Regions from separate parts of the Homo sapiens genome. Here region 2 is linked to region 1. Evidence: read pairs that join two places in POLR2A ChIA-PET (ENCODE). Cell type or tissue: GM12878. All regions are shown on one strand. Links, peaks and the distances in the headings refer to the core of each region. The heading gives the core; the rest is flanking DNA.

Evidence for each region. ChIA-PET counts read pairs that join two places held together with the same protein. Peaks named below come from ENCODE experiments on the same cell type or tissue, not always from the same donor. Only the 100,000 strongest peaks of a DNase experiment are listed, where the experiment ranks them.
Region 2: POLR2A ChIA-PET joins it to region 1 with 6 read pairs; 2 of 35 experiments call an interaction of 5 or more read pairs at or near these places.

What each region holds. Positions count from the first base shown.
Region 1 is chr6:149,415,986-149,423,785 of GRCh38, reverse strand. No RefSeq gene overlaps it. Among named protein-coding and RNA genes, the nearest start is that of SUMO4, 20 kb to the right of the region's middle. In GM12878, for the core only: no CTCF peak of the experiment used is centred there; a DNase peak (open chromatin) is centred at 3,846.
Region 2 is chr6:149,107,000-149,114,799 of GRCh38, reverse strand. It overlaps the pseudogene LOC729200. Among named protein-coding and RNA genes, the nearest start is that of UST-AS2, 78 kb to the right of the region's middle. RefSeq lists an enhancer at 1,512-1,621. In GM12878, for the core only: no CTCF peak of the experiment used is centred there; no DNase peak of the experiment used is centred there; H3K27ac peaks cover 2,611 bases.

The sequences.
Region 1 (7,800 bases), core at 1,472-6,471:
GGACAGCCTCGTGATGTGCTTAGAAAGCAAGAAAGTGGAGCCCAAATAAAGAAACCAGATGCACGGCTTCCCTCCCAACACAGCAGTTAACGTGGAGAGGAATGATCTTTTTGAGATGCCCTCCACTCTCCCTTCCCTGTTAAAGATGGGAGAGAGAGAGAGAGAGAGAGAGAGAGAGAGAGAGAGAGAGAGAGAGAGAGATCAGATGATCAGATTTAGGAATCTATCCAACCTAAAAAAAAGAAAAAAGAAATCATCAGATGCGGCTGAGGTACCAAAATTGCGAGACGCTGCTAGTGCAGTATCTGGAGCAGAAGCCACTGGCCTTCGGGGAGTCGTGGCCCAAAGCTGTTACTTCCCATTTCCCTTTCCACCCCACCTCAACAACAGCGGCAACATCACAGACAAAATCAGTACCGAGGGCCTGAAAAGCTGATTTTTTTTTTTTTAGCATTTAGCAACATCCCTTGACTAATGAGTGTCTTTATCATATCACAAAAAGCAGAAGCCAGGAAAGCATTACGGTTTTAGGTGTATAGTTTTTAAGTAACGTTCCCTTGCATTTATTTTTTGTTTGTTATTGAGACAGGGTCTCAGTCTATCACTCAGGCTGGAGTGCAGTGGCATGATCATGGCTCACTGCAGCCTCAAACTCCCAGGCTCAAGGGATCGTCCCACGTTCAGCCTCCTGAGCAGCTGGGATGACAGGTGCGTCACCACACCTGGCTGATTAAATTTTTTTTTTTTTTTGGTACAGATGGGGTGCTGCCCACGCTGGTCTCAAACTCCTGGCCTCAAGCGATCCTCCCTCCTTGGCCTCTCAGTGTTGCGGTTATAGGCATAAGCCAACACACCTGCCTCCCTCTCATTTCAGAATTTTATTTATTCTTCTGGATTTGAGCACATGCTACTAAAGAGGGAATCTACAACGAAAATAAAGCAAGACCACTCTCAAAGCACATGGTAGCACATGGAGCAGGGTCTTCAGTGCACAGAGGGCCTCACAGCTAGTCCAGGCCCAGGGGAGCCAGGACGGTAGGTGAACACAGGGGTCTTTGTGTCTTGTTCACTGCGGTATCCCCAGAACCCAGGCCATGCTTGGCACATGGGACAGCACTCTGAGTGAAGCAAATAAAAATAAGATTTCTAAATCAAGGCTTAACTGTGGAAAGCAGAGGTGTCTGATAGTTGTCTGGGATTTGTTAGGCAGCATAAGATGCTACATAGTGAATGTGACCAGAGTTAGTTTTATATAAAAGAGAATCACTGGACATACAGTCAGTCAGCCCTCTGGATCTGCGGATTCTGCATATGTGGATCAAACATATTAGGAAGACAAACATATTAGGAAAAAAATACAATAACAGAAAAAAAGCCAGGTGTGGTGACTCATGCCTGTAATTCCAGCACTTTGCGGGAGGCTGAGGTGGGAGGATTGCTTGAGGCCAGGAGTTCGAGACCAGCCAGGGCAGCACAGGGAGACTGCACCACTGCAAAAAATGAAAAAAATTAGCCGGCGTGGTAGCATGCACCTGTGGTCCCAGCTACTTGGGAGGCTGAGGTGGGAGGATCACTTGAGCTGGGGAAATCGAAGCTGCAGGGAGCCATGATCATGCTACTGCACTGCAGCCCGGGTGACAGAGCAAGACCCCATCTCACAAAACAAAACAAAACAAAACAAATAAAGGCCAATACAGCATAACAACTATTTACAGAGCATTTCCATTGTATTGGGTATTCTAGGTAGTCTAGAGCTGATTTAAAGTGCAGGGGAGGATGGGCATAGGTTATATGCAAATACACCACCATTTTATATCAGGAACTTGAGCATCCGAGGGTTTGGTATCCATGGAGGTCCTGGAATAAAACCTCTGTGGATTCCGAGGGATGAGTGAATATTTTAATGGAAAAGATACTTGAAAATAGAACTAGAGGTGGGCAGCTCCCTGGAGAACATCTCTTTAATCCAAGCTGTGAGGAGGCCAGAGGCCATGCCTGCAGGACTTCCATCCCTGACGCTGGTGTCCCTTTATCGACCATCAAATGGTGGTTGCATGGGAGTGTGGGCACCATTAGGACAAGGCAGCTCTTTCCTACCTCAAAACAGTGATCCTCAGCAAGGACCGGAAGACCAAAGTACCAGGATGGCACGGATCTTGGTGTACATACGGCAACATTCACTTGGACACTGTCAGTGGGTCACACTGAGCCCCCTGAAAGAAAATGATGACAACACAATGCTCCTAACACAGGGTGACCACAAGCAGTTATCTTTCTCAGCATTAATTCAGTAGTGTTATGGTTGGAGAAGAAAACCATGCAGCTATGTGGTGATATATTATAGAGGAATTGGCATATATATTACTAGTATAAAGTGAGTTTTAAATAAAACCGAAGTTAGCAACAGTATGGGTAATGGAAACTATCACACAGGAGGGCATCTCGTAGCTTTGGCTTTAGATATGACGAGGTTCTGTTTCACATCTGATCATTACTAAGGGAGTACCTCGTGGGTAGCTTGTTTTGTGTTCTGCTTTTCCTCTCGTTTGTCTTTCTCATGGATGTAAACACAGTAAATGTTTCTTCTCCTAAATATTTTTAAAAACATTATTTTTATTAATTTTTTTGAGACAGGGTCTCACTCTGTCACCCAGGCTGGAGTGCAAAGGTGCAATCTCAGCTCACTGCAGCCTTGACCTCCCTGTTCTTAAGCAATCCTCGTGCCTAAACCTCCTGAATAGCTGGGACTACAGGTGTACAGGTACACTATGCCTGGCTAATTTTTTTTTCTTTCTTTTTTTTTTTTTGTAGAGATGAGGTCCCACTATATGGCCCAGGCTGGTATTTGTTCCTTTTTACTGCTGAGTAGCATTCCAGTCTGTAGACACACAAGCACCTGTTTCTCCATCCACTATTGATGAACATTTGGGTGGTTTCCAGGTTTTGGCCACTATGAATAAAGCTTCTCTCAACATTTAAGTCTTTATATGGACTTATTTCTTCATTCCTCTTGGGGAGATTATCCCCAAACTTTTCATGGCTAATTTTTGCCCATTTCTTTAAGTACACTCTTACTTGTCCTCCACAGAATGTATGTTTTCCATCTTATCTTCTCCAGCTTTTAGCCAAACAAGGTTACCTGCAGATCCCTATATCACCCCTAGAGTTTCTAAACTCCACCATGGCTCACACTGTTTCCTGTGTCTGGAATGTTTCCCCCTCTGTCAGAGTCTCACCCACCATTTCAGTCTCATCTCAAAAGCCTCCTTTTCATTAATTGTCCCTGACTCAACCACAAGAAATTGTCTCTCTTCACTGAACTTTGTAGCTTTTTGTACAGCACCTGTCCACAGTTAATCTCATTATTAATAAGTGGTAGTTACGTTCTATAAAGTCTCCACAAACACTGATTTAGCAAAGAGTGAACAGCGACTTGCTCCTAGAGGAAACGCAGGGTTAGGTTCCCACGAGCTTCTGCCCACGATATTTTCACCAGCCCATCAATACATGGCCTAGTTTTACGTGTTTCTGTTTCAAGACACTTTATTCATGAACACTGAACTCATAACCAACAGGGCTACAGCTCGCGCATGAACAAAGCTCTCTGACACATGTATTTTCTCGCTAAGGCCCATCCTGGCATTCTTGGGCTTAGAACACTCGACAGCATTTCCGCACAATGTTGAGGGCATTTTAAATGGCAAAATCACCAATACAAATGCAAAAAACATATCCCTAAATAGACTGCAGAAAGGACACTTGGTTCACAGTACAGGAGCTGACACAAGAGGCAGACCATTGTGTAGCTTGACCTGAGATGGGAATATGACCATTGGGTGACTCAAGTTTGTCACTGTTCTACCCATATCTGCAAAGGACTATGAAAGTGCCATGACCATTTTTAGTGAATAGGGAAATTCACAAACGAATCCACAGATAATGATTGACTGTACTTGCATGCTTATTTCTCCTTTATAAGCTCTAAGGTGGTGACTGTCTCTCGTGTCATCAAACACACTGCCTGACCTATGGCAGGAATGTGATACTGAAAAGCATTTGGGGAAAATCATAGAAAAATTAAGCTAGACCCTGTCATCAAATTCATAACGTAACAAAATTTGTTGCCCACCTACTATGTGCCAGACCTAAGCTGGAAGCAGGGTATAAAGCAGTGAAGAAAATGAGAGAATGTGGCTAAGATTAGGAAGACTAGCAAAAGGAGGAAGTAGCAAATTCAAAATGTGAAATTTTTGAAATATAAAGATGATTGTGCAGATTGAGAACTGAGAAATTACTATTGCTACCTTAGCACAAACTGGAATCAAAAGGACAAAATGACAGTTGGCCTAAGGTTTTCAGTGAGTACTACTTATTCTTTACTCGTTTCCAAATTTGGGAGCCCCTTGTTTCTTGTAATGTGAAGCCAGTAGTTACCTGTTAACTGTTAGCATATTAATAATAAACAGAGGCCAGGCGCAGTGGCTCATGCCTGTAATCCCAGCACTTTGGGAGGCCGAGGTGGGCGGATCACTTAAGGTCACGTGTTCAAGATCAGTCTGGCCAACATGGTGAAACCCCGTCTCTACTAAAATACAAAAATTAGCTGGGCATGATGGCAGGTGCCTGTAATCCTAGCTACTCAAGAGGCTGAGACAGGAGAATCGCTTGAACCCAGAAGACAGTGGTTGCAGTGGGCCGAGATCGCGCCACTGCACTCCAGTCTGGGTGGCTGAGCTAGACTCTGTCTCAAAACAAAAACAAAACAAAACATAATAAACAGTAGAAAAGAAAGAGATTATGGTTAATAAAGAGAGCAATACAGGTGGAAGTTTAAAAATCTTTGCTGTGTGTTTTTGTCATTCGATATTGAATATAATCATGCTTTGAGATACTTCATAACAAAAATCACCTATTATCATTCACTGGAATGGAAACTGCATATATTGCTTCTCATTCATTACCTTAGCAGAGCTTGGTTGTCTGGGTTAGCAAATTGGTGTTCTAAGATGTGTATGCTGTTTTATTACAAAAAGAATTTGGCAGTTCAGCAAAAGGGCACGTGAAAGACTTGTGTTAAAAACCAAAAGGTAGTAGTTAAGACTTCAATTCAGATTAATAAAATGTGGGCTTGTTTCATGTCACTCACTCTCAGGCAATGTGTTGGCTATCAGACCCAGTGGAGTTTAACCAGTGAGAGTCCCTGCTCTCTGCTGCTCATCGTTTAGTCAGAAGCCTGTCTCTTCACCTTTCTTGGGAAAGAATAAGACAGGATTTTTACATACTTTGCATTTAATTTTCTTCTTTCTTTCCTCTTCTCTTGACCAGTGTTCTCCAGAAAAATATTCTCCCATGTCCCTCTGCTTCAATTTTGAAGAAAAACAAAAAAGGACATTCATTATGTCTAAGAAGAAGCCACTCAAACACTTTGGTCCATGAAAAAGCAAACTTTAAAATTTGAAGTAAAGTTAGATGTAACAGAGGCCTCAGGTTGAAATGCCAATTTCTGAATTTTCCAGAATATCCACAAAGATCTCTACTTCTTCATCCCCCTCTGGCACCACACAGAAGATACCAGAAACATTATTTTTGGGTTTCATTGTTACATTTATCTATCCCAATAGTATGATTGTGCCTTATTTCAGTTTTCCAAATGCAAAGCGTTCCAGCTAATTAGTGGGCTGGCCTGGGAACCTACTGCTTCTAATACTAGTTCTAGGGGAAAATACATACTACATTCAAAATGGCTGTACCCACTGGTTAACTTGAATAAATGTTAGAAATTAACTTGGCCTTCATGTTAAGAGTCGTTATCATCAAGTCTGGGTGCGGTGGGGCACGTTTGTAGTCCCAGCTACTTGGGAGGCTGAGGTGGGAGAATAGCTTGAGCCTAGAAGTCCAGGATGGGCAAAACAGTGATACCCTATCTTAAATAAAAAAAGAATCATCATCAACTACTGACCTTTTGCCATGTATGAAGTTATTTGCTATGGGGACACAAAGACACACCTGTCCTGACAGTCATACCTTGGAGATATTGCAGGTTTGGTTCCAGACCACCATAATAAGGTGGGTATCACAATACAGTCAGTCACATGAATTTTTTGGTTTCCCAGTGCACATAAAATTGTTTACACTATTCTGCAGCCTATTAAGTGTGCAATAGCATTATGTCTAAAAACAAAATGTACATTCCTTAATTAAAAATACTTTATTGCTAAGAAATGTTAACAATCATCTGAGCCTTCAGCAAGTCATAATCTTCTTGCTGGTGGAGGGTCTTGATGGCCGCTGATTGATCAGGGTGATGGCTGCTGACCGATCAGGGTGGTGGCTGCTGAAGGATGGGGTGACTGGGGCAATTTCTTAAAATAAGACAACAATGAAGCTGGCTGCATCGACTGACTCTTTCTTTCATGAAAGATTTCTCTGTAGAATGTGATGCTGTTTGGTAGCATTTTACCCACAGTAACGTGGAGTCAATCCTCTCAAACCCTGTGGCTGCTTATCAACTAAGTTTATGTAATATCCTAAATCCTTTGTTGTCATTTCAATAGCGTTCACAGCATCTTCGTCAGGAGGAGATTCCATCTCAAGATACCACTTTTTCTCGTCCATAAACAGCAACTCTTTATTTGTTCAACTTTGATCATGAGAGTGCAATTCAGTCCCATCTTCATGCTCCACTGTTAATTCTAGTTCTCTTGCTATTTCCACACCTGCGGTGACTTCCTCCACTGAAGTCTTGAACCCCTCAAAGTCATCCACGAGGGTTGAAATCAACTGCTTTCAAACTCCTATTAGTGTTGATATTTTGACCTCCTCCCATGAATCATGAATGTTCTTAATGTCATCTAAAATGGTGAATTCTTCCCAGGTTTTCAGTTTACTCTACCCAGATCCATTAGAGGAATCACTATCAATGGCAGCTATAGCCTTATGAAATGTATTTCTTAAGTGATAAAGACTTCAAAGTCTAAATTATTCCTTCATCCACAGGCTGCAAAATGGATATATTAGCAGGCATGAAAACAGAAATCTCCTTATACAACTCCCTCAGAGCTCTTGGGTGACCAAGTGCATTGTCAATGAACAGTAATATTTTGAAAGAAATCTTTTTTTTTTTTTTTTTTTTTTCTGAGCAGTAAGTCTCAACAGTCAGCTTAAAATATTCAGTAAACCAAGCTATAAACAGATGTGCTGCCATCCAGGCTCTGTTGTTCCATTTCTAGAGCACAGACAGCGTATATTTAGCATAACTCTTAAGAGCCCTAGGATTTTTGGAATGGTCAATGTGCATTGGCTTCAACTTCAAGTCACCAGCTGCATTAGCCCCTAACAAGAGTCAGCCTGTCCTTTGAAGCCAGGCACTGATCTCTCTTCTCTATCTATGAAAGTCCTGGAGGGCATCTCGACACCTTCTTCCACTCGAAGGCTGTTTCATCTACATGGAAAATCTGTTTCATGTAGCCACATTATCTTAGTTTGATCTTCTGGATAACTTGATGCAGCTTCTATATTGGCACTTACTGCTTCACCTGCCACTTTTATGTTATGAAGATGGCTTCTTTCTGTAAATCTCATGAACCAACTTCTGTTATTGTCAAACTTTTCTTCTGCAGCTTCCTCACTTGTCTCATAGAATTGAAGAGTGTTAGAGCCTTCCTCTGGATTAAGCCTTGGCCTACGGGAATGTTGTGGCTGGTTTGACTTTCTATCCAGGTGATTAAAACTCTTCATATCAGCAATAGGCTGCTTCACTTTCTTATCACTTGTGTTCACTGAAGTAGCACTATTAATTTC
Region 2 (7,800 bases), core at 1,236-6,235, 310 kb after region 1:
TACCAAAGTTTATTATTATTATTTTGGCCCCAAAATTGGGTAACACTGATCCAATCAAAAGACTTCTTAGTTTTTGGCTTATTGAATAAAACTCCTGAAAGTACAATTTCACATACATGTCACCCCGCTTCCCCCAACTGGCTCTCAAAGATAATATCAAAGTGAAATTCTGCATTAGCTTGCTTAGTCCTATTATGGCCTAGTAAATGTTTTTCTATTTTGTTTAGAAGAACTTGTAATCTGGTTCCCACTCTTCTTTCCTTGCATGTTTTACAGAACACATCGTGCTTGCAGAGAGAGCAAACCATGCCTGTCCCTTGTGGAGCCCACAGTGCTATGTGCTTAGTGTGGCAGTTGGGCCAGGAATGAAAACAACTACACCATAGTAACAATCCGTCATTCTGTCCATCTGCTACCCAAGAGGGATCTTAAAATAGTTTCAATTCACCTTTAAAATCCACTGCTCTATGAAGGGCTTGTAACACTTGGCGGCCTTGGAAGCCTGCCTGAGAAACAGGACTGCTATTCGGACTACTGGTGTCCAGCTGTAAGCCTCCTTGGAGGGAAACAAGCCATCCATTCATTGGGCTGTTGTGAAATTTTCCTTCCCCACCAGCCCTCCCAGCCAAGAAGGAGAATACCTGGAGGAATGGCATTCTGAATTTTTGTTCTTCCTAATGTAGGGCCTGAGTTTTTATTTTCTTAATGGCCTACTCTTTTTTTTTCTTCCTGCTTAACCCTCTTCTGCTCCAACTCCCCAACCCTACAGCTTTCCCCTTCTTTTAGCTTTTCTTTCTTCAGCTGAGGGATTGGGTGTGAGTCGAAATTTTATGGTCTAGAATTTCCAAATTGATTCATGGGGTAACTATCCCCAAACCAGCACAGTTTTAATTAGGGTAGGAGTAATGAAATGGGAGACTCCCTGGACCCCTTTGTGGGACTTTCAACAGGGGTGTGGCTTGTTTGCTCTGCCACCACATGCTCAAACCACTTACAGGAGGGGAGCATGCCGGTGAGCAGGTGCCGGAGCCAGGGTGAGCACTTTTGGGCTCTGGCCCCATGGCAGTGTCTACGAGTATTACAGTGCTCTTTCAGCCCTGCTGTCCAGGGATGGCTTAAGTGTTAAACAGCTCAGTGAAGAGTCAGGGTGACAGCCTTTTTGGGATTCTGCACCCAGTGCATCCCAAATTCTTGCCTTGCATCCAGGAAGAATCAGGTTACATGTACTTGAAAGATGGTGAATGCGGGGATTTTACTGGGTGATGGAGGTGGCTCTCAGTGGGATGGGAAGCTGGAGAGGGGATGGAGTGGGAAGATGATCTTCCCCTGGAGTTCAGCCATCCTGAAGCTGATCTCCTCTCCGACTGCCCCCAGCCAAACTCCTCTCAGGTGCTTCCTCTCTTCTCTCATTCTCTGCCATGCCGCTCTGCTGCTCTGCTGCTCTGCCATGCTTCTGCTCGTGGAGCAGATTTTTATGGGTACAGGATGGGGGGTGTGGTGGGCCAGGGTGGTCTTGGAAAAGGCAACAGTTGGGGACAAAAACAGGAATGCCTATTCCCATTTAAGGCCTTGGGTGACCAGGCTTGAGGGTGGGGCCTTTGCTGGGGAACCACCCTCTACTACCCGGTATTTCCTTGCCTCTTGTGCATATCAGTAGTATGAGTGAAGTGAGACCTTCCTGGGCAAACCCAGACATCTGGTCCCTGGGGTTAGCTCTGGCTCCACTGAGCAGCACCAAAGAGCATGGAGATGCTCAGCATGTGGCAGCTGGAGAGAACAGCATCACCCTTTGTTGGCTCCTGGTTCTGGTGCCTAATTGTGTTCTAGATCTCGACAGGGCACGGCCAGTGGGGATTAAAACAGGACAGAAGATTCTCCTTTTTGCTATTTCCATTTTTTTAAAGGTTGCATTCTCAATATTCTAGTAGTCTAGCCTATCAGATCTCTGTGTGAATTTGAAAGTTAGATCGCAAAATTTCAGTCTCACACATTTTTTTTTCCATTTTAATTTTCGTTTAGGCTGTGAAACCTAGCTTAAAATAAACTTAGAGTAGTTTTTGTTTCTTACGGGAGATGGCATAGGCCTTAGATTATTTACTGTCTCTTTCTGAAGAATTTAACGCAAACATGGATATCAGACCAAATCATACAATTTATATCAACAATATGAATGACAAAATTAAAAAGGAAGAATTGAAGAGATGCCTATATGCCCTGTTTTCTCAGTTTGGTCATGTGGTGGACTTTGTGGCTTTAAAGACCATGAAGATGAGGGGCAGGGCTTTGTCATATTTAAGGAACTGGGCTCATCCACAAATGCTTAGAGACAGTCACAAGGATTTCCATTTTATGGTAAACCAATGCGAATACATATGCAAAAACAGATTTGGATATAATATCTGAAATGTGTGGCACTTTTGCTGACAAAGAAAAGAAAAAAGCCAAAACTGTGGAACAGACTGCAACAACCACAAACAAAAGGCCTGGCTAGGGAACTCCAAATTCAGCTAGTACCCAAGGAAATTCAACACCAAATCCTCAGGTCCTCGATTACCCTCCAAACTATATTTTATTCCTTAATAACTTACCAGAAGAGACTAATGAGATGATGTTATCCATGCTGTTTAATCAGTTCCCTGGCTTCAAGGAAGTATGTCTAGTACCAGGGAGGCATGACATTGCTTTTGTTGAATTTGAAAATGATGGGAAGGCTGGAGCTGCCAGGGATGCTTTACAGGGATTTAAGATCACAACATCCCATGCTATGAAGATCACCTATGCCAAGAAATAAAATTTGGGAGAGTCATCTTTAAAGGACTTGGTGTTATTTATAGTGTTTGTTTTGCTAACATTTGGTTGGGTCATTGTAATAGAGATTAGGGGAAGTGAAAGTGAAATTTTTGTGAAGGACTTAAATTATCTAGTATTTCTTTAGCCTTGGTGAATTATGAAATACGAAGGCCTTAATTTTGTACAATAAACTTTGATTTGTATTCTGTGAAAAATAAATAAATAAACTTAGAGCTACGCTTCATATGCATTCTCTGGGGATAATGCTATCAGATCAAGAATATCTTAGAGGTGTAATTGCATATATTCTCACTTGTCACCCACACCAAAGCCATGAGGTAGGTGGCACAGTTGAATCATTTTTGAACATAGAACATGCCATTTTGATTTAAAATCAAATTATGGCAACTAGAGCTGGGCATGGTGGCTCATGCTTGTAATCCCAACATCTTTGGAGGCCGAGGTGGGAGGATCACTTGAGTCCAAGAGTTCAAGACCAGCCTGGGCAACATAGAGAGACCCTTGTCTCTACAGAAAAAGAAAAAATTAGCTATGCATGGTGGCACAGCTGTAGTCCTAGCTACTTGGGAGTTGGAGGTAGGCGGATGGCTTGAGCTCAGAAGGTTGAGGCTGCAGTAAGTTGTGATCGTGCCACTGAACTCCAGCCTGGGCAACAGAACAAGACCTTGTCTCAAAAAAAGAAAAACAAAACAAAAACAAAAAACAAACAAAAACCAATAAATTGTGGCAACTAGGAAGAAAAAGGGTATGGAGAATCAATACCATTAAACATAGTCTCACTGATGACTTTTTTCCATACTTTTGGTTGAAGTATAAACATATAGATATATCATTCTAAAACCTACCATTTGTTAGGTGTTTTTTGTTCTGAGTAATCATAGCAAGCAGTTATGTTTGCAACCAACAGCCATTTGCACCTGTGCCCCCTGAGTCCCCTGTCCAGAGCCTCACCAGCAGAGCCACCTGTATTTAATACTGAAAACACTAGCTTTCCCAGCTCCCCTTATTGCCATCAGCATCTAGTTAAATCCCGGTGAATTAAACCAGAATGAAAGTCTTCCCTGGAGCTTCTGGAAAAAACCTTCTTCTTTAGTTAAAAGATCTATGCAAGGGAAAATTAGTGCCTCTTCCTTTTGGATAGAGACTGAGCTGCAGCAGTTCTCTTGCAACCTCGAAGGGACAATCCTGAGGATAAATGACAACTCACTGAAGGTAGCCGAGCAGAAAGATGACAGTCACCTGGGTTCTTTTCCACCTCATTAAGCCACTAAGCCAACACTGAAAATACCTACCTCTGGGCTTCTTGTTTTATGAGAAAACTAACATCTTTATTTTTCAAACCACATTTAGCATGATGTTACTTGCATCTAAAAGCATCCTTAATGATTCACCATATAAATGGTGTTGCTGTAGTTCACTGTCAGACTTAATTTCCTTTTTATAGGAAACTTTTTGTAACATTTCTTTTAATCTCTTGAAATTAAACATCTAGGTAACAAAACTTCTAAACATAATTTTGAAATTCAATAGAATATTCTTACTGGAATATAAATGAGAAATGTTAAAAAATAATTTTAAAGAGGAATATACATTTAAATATGTAAATGCTTGGGTACAACTACAACAGATGACATGATAAAGTAGTCAGAGCTTGCATACCTATGTAGAATCACTGAATATAATGGTTCTCACATGTAGCATGATACAGGTGTGCTTCGCCGCTGGCTCAAATCCCAACAGAGGTGTAGACATTAGCATTGAGATTTTTCAAAAGGTGAACAGCTCTTGGTAAAGTTCCAACCAAACAATCTACAATCTCACATGGACTTATGTGGTAGCTGCATTTTTGGAAAATTCAGTGTACCTTAAGAACTGTACAAAAATTACTTTGTAACACAGAGTTAGGATCCAGAATCACAGATCTATAAATATGTTTTCACCTACATGAATATCTGATGGTACAATTGGGAGTCATGTGAGACTTTGGACAATTCTTTGCAATGCAGAATTAGCCTAGACATTGCAACATGTCTGGTGTCTCACCCAATAAACATTGACGGTGGCCCCCTGATTATTGTGACAACCAAAACTTGCCCCCATAGGTTTAGAAAGCATCCTCTGGGGACAGTCCTGCAACCGTCTCCCTCACCACAGAGGACAATATCCTGGGGCAGGCACTCTTGGTTGTTTGCTCTGCATAGATGTCAGAAGCACTCCTTATTTCTGACTCTGCAAGTCTTAGACATGCTTCCATGGGTGGGTAGGTGGAGGGAAAGTACAGAAGCAAATGGTGGATTGCTTAGGATCGGTGCTATTACTGTATTTCAAGAGTCACTGGTTCATTGCTTTCTCGGTTTGTGTGCATTTTTTTCAAGGGATCCCCACTATGTGCAAGGAATGATGGTAGACACAGAGTTGACTAAGATTTCCTTCCTGCCCTCAGGGAGGTAGAAGACTAAAATAGAAGCAGAGAAAAGTATCAAATTTTAAGATGGCGCAGGTGTTCTTAGCCTGAGGTCCCAGAAATGTGCTTCAGGGGATCCTCTAAAACTCTTGAAATTACAGACAACAATGCATGTGTGTGTGTGTGTGTGTGTGTGTGTGTGTGTGTGTGTATTTTTGAATAAAGGGTGTATAGATTTAATCACATTCTCAAAGAACTCCAAGACACAATAAAGGTTACAGCTGATGCACAGGGCAGGCTGATACACAGGTGGCAGCCTATCTGATGGATTTTTGGAAGTTGCCCTCTGCTCCAAATATCTCTTTTACTCACATTTCTTTCACTGAACTTCTACCAATAGAGATTCATTCTAATGAATGGATAGTTAGCATGGATCTCTCCAACACTGATGCTCCAACAACTTTCAAGAAATGTCTATTGAGCTTCTGCTGAGTAGCAGGCACTGAACTAAGGACCAGGGATGCAGCAGTGAACAGAATGGAGCTCACAGCCTGGTGAAGGAGCTGGAGTAGGAGCAATATGCAGATACAGGGAGCACTGAGGGGCAACTTGACCCCAAGGCAGTGGAGAGGTTCTCAGGAAGAGATAAGCGATCCTGGGCTGTGCTGATGTAGCTTGAGTAACAGCTAGCCGTCTTGTGTGAACAGAGGGTCCCAGTCCATGAGGACACTGCCTTGGGCCTGAGGACACTGCTTTGGGCCTGTGGACGTGGGCAGGCTGCTGAGGTGGGAGGTGGAAAGCCTCTTACAGCATGGGGCCTCAGCTGTGCCTCAGTTTTGCTTGGGTTGGCCTCTGGGGGAACAGGGGGCCTTGCAGGATGACCCTGATAGCATAATCTGCGTTTTGGTGTGCATTTAAGATTCCAGTTCACATGGGCTTCTAGTCATATGTCGCAAGAGTGTTTGTAAAGCAGACTGCAGACTCTCTGGGATTGAAGGGTGAAGTGGGAGGGAGGTTTATAACCTGGAAACTATGTGCTGACTGTGGCCCTGTTGAGATGCAGTGTGGTTTCTATGGGGTTCCTTCTGGACCTCATACATTTCAGTTTCCCCTGGAACAAGGCCTTTGCTGAGAAAGAAAACATACATTGGCCATGAAAATGCAGAAGCGCTCCATGGGTTGCTCCAAGCAGCTCTCTAAGCAGAGGCTTAACTTGTCCTGAGGCCATCTTGTCTTTGGAAACTCTAACCAAGCAAAACACATATCTTTTTATGCCTTTCCTTTCTTTACACAGACATTGACTAAAAAGGAGCAGGAATAACTGCCAATTCAGTAGGCTCCTTGCTCTTTTGTGCATTTTAAAGGCATTTGGTGTTTGGGATTTGGAAGAAAATCATGAGAACTGAGAAGCTCTGGCTGTCTTGGCGGGAAGCAGGCTCATTGTTTGCAGAGAGAGCTGGTTTCCATGGTTTTGGACTATAGACAGCTGCGTTTTTGTTTTTTGTTTTTTTTTAAAGAGTAGTTTCTACTTGCAATTGGATCTAATAAATAGTCAAGGTAGCCAGTCTCCCAACAGCAAAAGGTCTTTGAGTTATTTGGAAACACCCTAGTATGTTATCATTCACGACCAACTGTACCTGGTTTTTAGTTATTAAAAGTCATGCATTCTCTCAGGATAGGGCCTGTTTGGCCCAAATTCTGCTTTATCGAGGGCAGCCAATTATATTTCAGGCTTAACGTTCTAGTCTTAAAAGTGAACACATTCCTTTCTTTTAAACGACAGGAGACTTGGGATGGTCTGGGATAGGAACGCAGGGTGGGGACCTGCAGTCCTGCAGGCCTGAGAGGCAAGTGCTGGAGCTGAGGCCATGGGAGGCTCATGGTTTCCCCTCCTCCCCTAAGCCCGCTGGCACAGCAACCATATGGTGCACTGTAGGGAAACCAACAAGTGAAAAGTGGCCATTTTACTTCTGTCACTGAAGTAGGACACTGGACAAACTTTTGCTTCTTTTTTTCATGACCTATAAAGAAGAACAAATTAAACTAAAATGAAAATAACATTTTTCAGCCAGGTGCAGTGGCTCATGCCTATAATTTCAGCACTTTGGGAGGCCAAGGCAGGCAGATCACTTGAGGTCAGGAGTGCAAGACTGGCCTGTGGTGAAACCCCATCTCTACTAAAAATGCATCTCATGCTGAGGCATGAGAATCGCTTGAACCCGGGAGGTAGAGGCTGCAGTGAGCTGAGATGGTGCCACTGCACTCCAACCTGGGTGACAGAGCAAGACTTCATCTCAAAAAAAAAAAAAAGAAAAAAGAAATAACTTTTTTTTTTAATTGGGACACTGACTTGGAATTCAGAGGGATCAGGTAATGAATTTAATAATTTCCATGTTAGCAGCAATATTAAAGCAATTACAGGGTCCCTTGTATCTCGAGCAGCAGGCTTGGCATAGTGGATGGAACAGTGCAAAAGTCTAGGTCTCACCAGCATGCCAACATTACCTGTGGCCCTTACAACCTTTTAGCAGAAACCTGTACTCTTTCTAAACAGGGTTGAACTGTGTGATTATGCTCAAAACCTT